2 separate regions of the Homo sapiens genome follow, and region 2 is linked to region 1. A link is a contact called in ENCODE Hi-C data. All regions are on one chromosome and are shown on one strand. The core of a region is the stretch at or near the end of the contact, and the rest is flanking DNA. Distances in the headings are between cores, read along the strand shown. Region 1 has its middle 42 kb from the start of PAMR1. Region 2 overlaps LDLRAD3 (low density lipoprotein receptor class A domain containing 3).

Region 1 (3,038 bases), core at 107-2,606:
AGACTAGAAGCTATTAAAACTTTAAAGAATTATAAGAATGGCAAATATGTGGTAATTGTGACAAATAATTTCCCCCACCCTCCTCATTCACCCCTTCACCTGCCATCCTTGGTAGACATCACCAATGAATCCAAATACAATCGTGCATGGCATCATGACATTCCAGTCAACAATGGCCTGCATATATGACAGTGGTCCCATAAGATTATATATAATACCTTAATTTTGCTGTGCCTTTTCTATGTTTTATATATGTTTAGACACTCAAATATTTACAGTTGTTATAATTACCTACATTATTCAGTACAGCAAGATGCCGTACAGTTTTGTAGCCTAGGAGCCTACACACCATATAGCCTAGGTGCATAGTAAGTTATACCATCTAGGTTTCTCAGAGTACTTTCTATGATGTTTGCTGTCGTTAAGCAACACATGACTGTATTTGTTTCTATCAAGGACTCGAAGTCCTTCCCAGTCAGTGTGGTCAAGAATTATATTTGTTACTTGGTCTAGATCAAGAGTTCCCAAACTTGAATGAACTTCAGACTCACCTGGGGAGCTCCTTAAACATTCAAATGCCTAATCCAGCTTTCCAGAGGTCCTCTTAGGGGTTGGAGTGGGGCACAGGAATCTGAGTGCTTAAAAGTCTTCCTGTGAGGAGGATCCTGGGGAGGAAAAGCCTTTCCTCCGCCCTCTTAGGTTCAGTACTTAGGAGTCTGTGAATTAAACTGACAATAGGAGGTGGAACAAGATGGCCAAATAGAACCCTCCAGCAATCATCCCTCCTGTCCCTCCACAGGAATACTAAATCGAAAAACTATCCACACAAGAAAGCACCTTCATTAGAATAAAAAATCAGGTGAGCAATCACAGTACTTGGTTTTTACATCATCCATCCCAGGAGCTGGAAACTGAGTTCTAGCTATCCCCACCAGCACGGGCTAAAGTACTCTGGTGCCCTAAATAAACTTGAAAGGCAGTGTAGGCCATAAGGACTGCAGTTCCTTGGAAAGTCCTGGTGCTGTGTTGTGCTGGGACCGTGGATTTGGGCTGCATTTGACCCCGTGAGACACCACTCCAGGCAGTGCAGCTCCCAGCTCTGGGAAGAAAGGCAAGAGTAAAGGGGACTTGGTCTTGCAACTAGAATACCAGCTCAGCTACAGTAAATAAAGCACCAAGCAGAATCCTAAGGCCCCCATTCCAGGCCCTAGTTCCCAGATGACATTTCTAGACCCACTCTGGGCCAGAGGAGAACCCATTGTCCTGAAGGAAAGATTCCAGTCGTGGCAGAATTTAGCACCTGCTGACTGAAAAGCCCTTGGGCCTTGAATAAACATCAGCTGGAGCCAGGAAGCAGTCACCACAGGTCTTGGACAAGATCTAGCATGATGCTGGCTTCAGGTGTGACACAGCACATTCCCAGCTGTTGTGGCCATGGGGAAAGATTCCTTCTGCCTGAGAAAAGGAGAGGGAAGAGTAAAAAGGACTTTGTCTTGCAACTTGGGTACCAGCTCAGCCACAGTAAAATAAAGCAACAAGCAGACCCCTAAGGTCCCTGATTCCAGGCATTCCCTCCTGGAGGGAATTTCTAGACCCACCCTGAGCCAGAAGGGAATCTGCTGCACTGCTCAGTCCTGGCAGGATTTATTACCTAGTGAATAAAGAGCCCTTGGGCCTTGCATAAACATCAGCAGAAGTCAGGAAATTGTTGCCACAGGACTTGAGCAAGACCCAGTACTGTGCTGGCTTCAGGTGTGACCCAGCACAGTCCCAGCAGTGGTAGCCATGAGAGTGCTTGCATCACCCCTCCCCTAACTCCAGGCAGCTCAGCATAGAGAGAGAGAGAGTTTGGGGGAAAGTAAGGGAAGAAACCAGGAGTCTTGCCTGTTAATCCAAGGAATTCTCCCGGATCTTCCCCAAGACCACCAAGGTGGTACCTCTACAAGTCTGCAACAGTCACAGCATTACTGGGCTTGGGGTGCCTCCTAATACAGATAAAGCTACAGTGACCAAAGACTTAGTTCACAACACTCAGTTCTCTTTGAATACTTGGAAAGCCCCCCAAGAAGGATGAGTACAAACAAGCCCAGACTGTGAAGACTACAATAAATATCTGACTCTTCGATGCCCAGACATTGAAGATTGTGGATTATGGATTGATTAACATCCACAGCCATCAAGATCATTCAGGAAAACATAACCTCACCATAACTAAATAAGGCACCAGTGATCAATCCCAGAGTGACAGAAATATGTGATCTTTCAGACAGAGAGTTCAAAATAGCTGTTTTTTGAGAAAACTCAATGAAATCCAAGATAACACAGATAAAGAATTCAGAATCCTATCAGACAACTTTAACAGAGAGATTGAAATAATTAGAAAGAATTGAGCAGAAATTCTGGATCTGAAAAATTCAACTGGCAAACCGAAAAATGCATCAGAATCTCTCAGTAGCAGAATTGATCAAGCAGAAGAAAGGATTAGTAAGCTTGAAGACAGGCTATTTGAAAATACATAGAGGATTCAAAAGAAAAAAGAATAAAGCATGCTTACAGGATCTAGAAAATAACCTCAAAGGGACAAATCTAATAGTTACTTGCCTTAAAGAGGAGGCAGACAGAGATAGAGACTGAAGTAGAAAGTTCATTCAAAAATATAGTAATAGAGAACATCTCAAACCTAAAGAAAGATGTCCATATTCAAATACAAGGAAGTTATAGAACACCAAGCAGATATAATCTAAGTAAGAGTACCTCAAGGCATTAGTAATCAAATTCCCAAAGGTCAAGGATAAAGAAAGGATCCTAAAAGCAGCAAGAGAAAAGAAATAACTAACAATTCCACTGCTTGATGTATACTCCAAAGAAAGGAAATCAGCATATCAAAAGATATTTGCACTGTGTTCATGCAACACTATTTAAAATAACCAAGATTTGGAATCAAGTGAATCAACCTTGGTGTCCATCAACAGATGAATGGATAAAGAAAATGGGTGCATAAACACAGTGGAGTACTATTCCAACATAAAAAAGATAAG
Region 2 (2,833 bases), core at 257-2,756, 450 kb after region 1:
AACTTCTGTTGTGCCCAAGGAATGGAAGCGGCTGGAAGGGTGCAGTATGGGATGTGCATGGTACCTGCAGTGATGGTAACGCCTGGAGTGCTCTTAAAGTCACAACTCCCCTTGGCTGGGTGGCCCATCACACCTGCTCCCTCCTTTCCCGCCTGCCATGGGGAGGTGGCAGAAACTTTGCTGGCGAGGTGAAATCAGCCTTCCTCTCCCAGGGTTCAGACTCCTTCCTGAACATCTATCTGGGCAGTGGTGATGACAGGGCAGTGCCTTTTTGAAAGAATTATTACGGCAGAAAAGAGGAAGAAAGCCAGGTTCAGACATCTCCCTTGGCTGCAGGCAGAAATCAGCATTCAGTTGTCTAATCTGTAGACTCATCAAACATAAATTATTCTGGATGGCTTTTCTCTCTGTATAGCTTGCTATAAACTTTATGATTTATTTTTATTTTATTTTTTGCCAAAGACAAATAAAAAATGTTTAAACAAAAGAAGGGGGGAGCCCCCAGACGAACCATGTGGAAAAGTTCAGTGAAGAACCCCCTAGGATTCCTGATAACCAAGAATAATCCCAGAAGAGTTTGGAAAGTGAGTTGGATTGTAACTGGAGCTGGAATTGGCTTCCAGGGCAGTCCCCTACTCCCTGTTCAGATTCATTTTGGAACTGAAGCGACAGCAGCCATGTAGACTTTTCTGCATGCATCCCAGAGTCTGGCTGTTAAGCCGAGCTTCAGTAGATGCCACCGCAGAGCCTTGCGCCAGGTCTGAGAAGTTTGCATGCTTGGGGTTTATCAGGGTGTGGCTCGTGCCATTTTGGGCATTGCAGAAAAGGAGTGGGGCTGTTTTGAGTATTCAGAGAAAATGAGTGAATCAATTAAAAATAAATCCGGGACATGCCATTCCCCCCCCCCGCCCCCTGCCCCCATTGCCTGTCCCCGTCCCCACCCCTTGTCATTGCATTGTGAACTCTTGGACTTGATAGTGAGGTTGCTGGTTGCTCAGGCTGTAGAAGGAAGAAAGGAGAGGAATGGTGTCTATAAGCCAGCTGTGCTGTTCAAAAACATGTTTTTTACTTTTTATTTAAGTAAACTTTTTATAGAAACTTAACGCACATACCGAAGAGCGCGCAGATGTTAACTGGGGAGCTCTATGAATTTCCATGAAGTAAACACACCTGGGGAACCAGGGCTTAGCTCAAGAAGTACAGCATTGCCAACCCCAGAGCCCCGGTGGTGCCCCCACTCCATCCTCCCCCTGCCCCCCGCCACTGTTCTGACTTCCAACATCACAGATTCCTTTCTTCTGTTTTTGAACTGGCAAGAATGTCTGGCTCCTTTTACTCCACGTTAAAAAGATCTAGTTTCCACCTCATCTTCCAGGAGGTGGGTTGTAGGATAACCCTCCACCCACTTGGGTTGCAAGGACAACTCCAAAACCTTGGCGACCCGACCTCCCACAAGCCTTGGGCTCCAGACTCCAGCACTCTTGTTCCAGGCGCCCTTGAATGAGCTCGTCTGTTTTCCAGCAGAAATCGTGGCCTGATGCCACCTGGAAGACCCAGTAGCATGGAAATAGGAGTCCAGAGCAGGCTGTAAGTGTGAGCTCACAGGGAGGGCAAGTGAGATTTGGAGAGACCTGCCACATTCCCCGCAGAGGACGAATGACGTTTACATCCCTTAATCAGAGTCAGAGGCATCCCACCCAGGCAACTGAGGTGTGGGCCTCTTGTGGGGAGTGGGGCTGGCCAGAAGGGAGGGGAGAAGTGTGGCTGTGGAAGGTGGCTCATAAGAGCTTTTATAGAATACACTTGTGTTCTAAAAGGGAATAAAAGGAAACATAGCCCTTGGGTCATTTTCTATGCTAACTCATTAATAAGCAGTCACCCACAGGTTTCTCCAAGTGATTCCTTGTTCAGTTTTTCTTTTTAGTTTGAGCCAACATTTGGGACTATTAGTTTCTGACTGTATCAAGTACTCTTATCCCAAACTTACTTCTCTTGTGCTTTAAGGAATGCTTCATGAAAATATTTTGTAATTTGGTGAGTAAGATGACTGTTTCCTTTTGGGTTTTGTTTCTTAATGTTAAAGGAACAAATCTTTCTCTGTGTGTATGTATTTTTACAATGAGCAGCGCTATGCCACCTCTCCCCTAAATCATCTTGGCCGCTTTCGTAAGTTCTCCAGGCATATTTACTATGGTGACACTTTAAGCAATTGGTTCTGAAGAAAAGATGCCAATAGAAAATATACCCACATTCTAAAAGGACCTCTCAGTTCCTTCCCTGCAGAGTGTGTGTTCTAAGATTGTGCAGATATAAATGTAAATACCAGTACACTATACATCTACATCTCTAGCGATGAACAAACATGGGATTCTGCTATACATATTGTTTTCCAACTTGCTCTTTCCCTTCTGACTCTATTGTGGCTATTCTTCCGTGTCAGTACGTTCTAACTCCTGAATTCTTTTTAAAGGCTGATGTGGTACTATGGCTATATTGCATCATAGGAGGGGACCTCAGAAAGTTTGTGGAAAGACATAATTAAAAGATAAAAATATAAACTTTACTCCTCAACATAAGCTTCATCAAGTTCAAGGCACTTTGGTAAGCGATGATACCAACCATTTAGTCCATCCCTAAAGAACTGAGGGTTCTGGGAATTTAACCATGTCAATGTGTTTTTTACATTATTAACTGAAGAAAAACATTTGCCTTTGAAAGATTTTTAGGATTAGGGAACAAAATCAGAAGCCAAGACTGTAAGGAGGCTGCCTCATGGCTTCCCATTGAAATTCTCAAAAAATTGCCCTGTTGGATGAGTTGAATTGAGCAGGAG

What was found. Hi-C counts contacts between places; a loop is a spot of excess contacts on that map.
Region 2: a map of aorta shows a loop between it and region 1 (2.4-fold over the local background). The contact joins two enhancer-like sites. A Hi-C loop is called at or near these places in 2 of 168 maps with a recorded cell type or tissue (PC-3 and aorta).

The regions. Positions count from the first base shown.
Region 1 is chr11:35,566,560-35,569,597 of GRCh38, forward strand. No RefSeq gene overlaps it. Among named protein-coding and RNA genes, the nearest start is that of PAMR1, 42 kb to the left of the region's middle. Within about 2 kb of position 1,357, at least 3 of the 41 ENCODE cell types and tissues checked have a DNase peak (open chromatin) inside an H3K27ac peak, as active enhancers do.
Region 2 is chr11:36,014,410-36,017,242 of GRCh38, forward strand. The region is part of intron 1 of LDLRAD3 (low density lipoprotein receptor class A domain containing 3); the gene reads left to right. Among named protein-coding and RNA genes, the nearest start is that of MIR3973, 5.7 kb to the left of the region's middle. Within about 2 kb of position 1,507, at least 5 of the 41 ENCODE cell types and tissues checked have a DNase peak (open chromatin) inside an H3K27ac peak, as active enhancers do.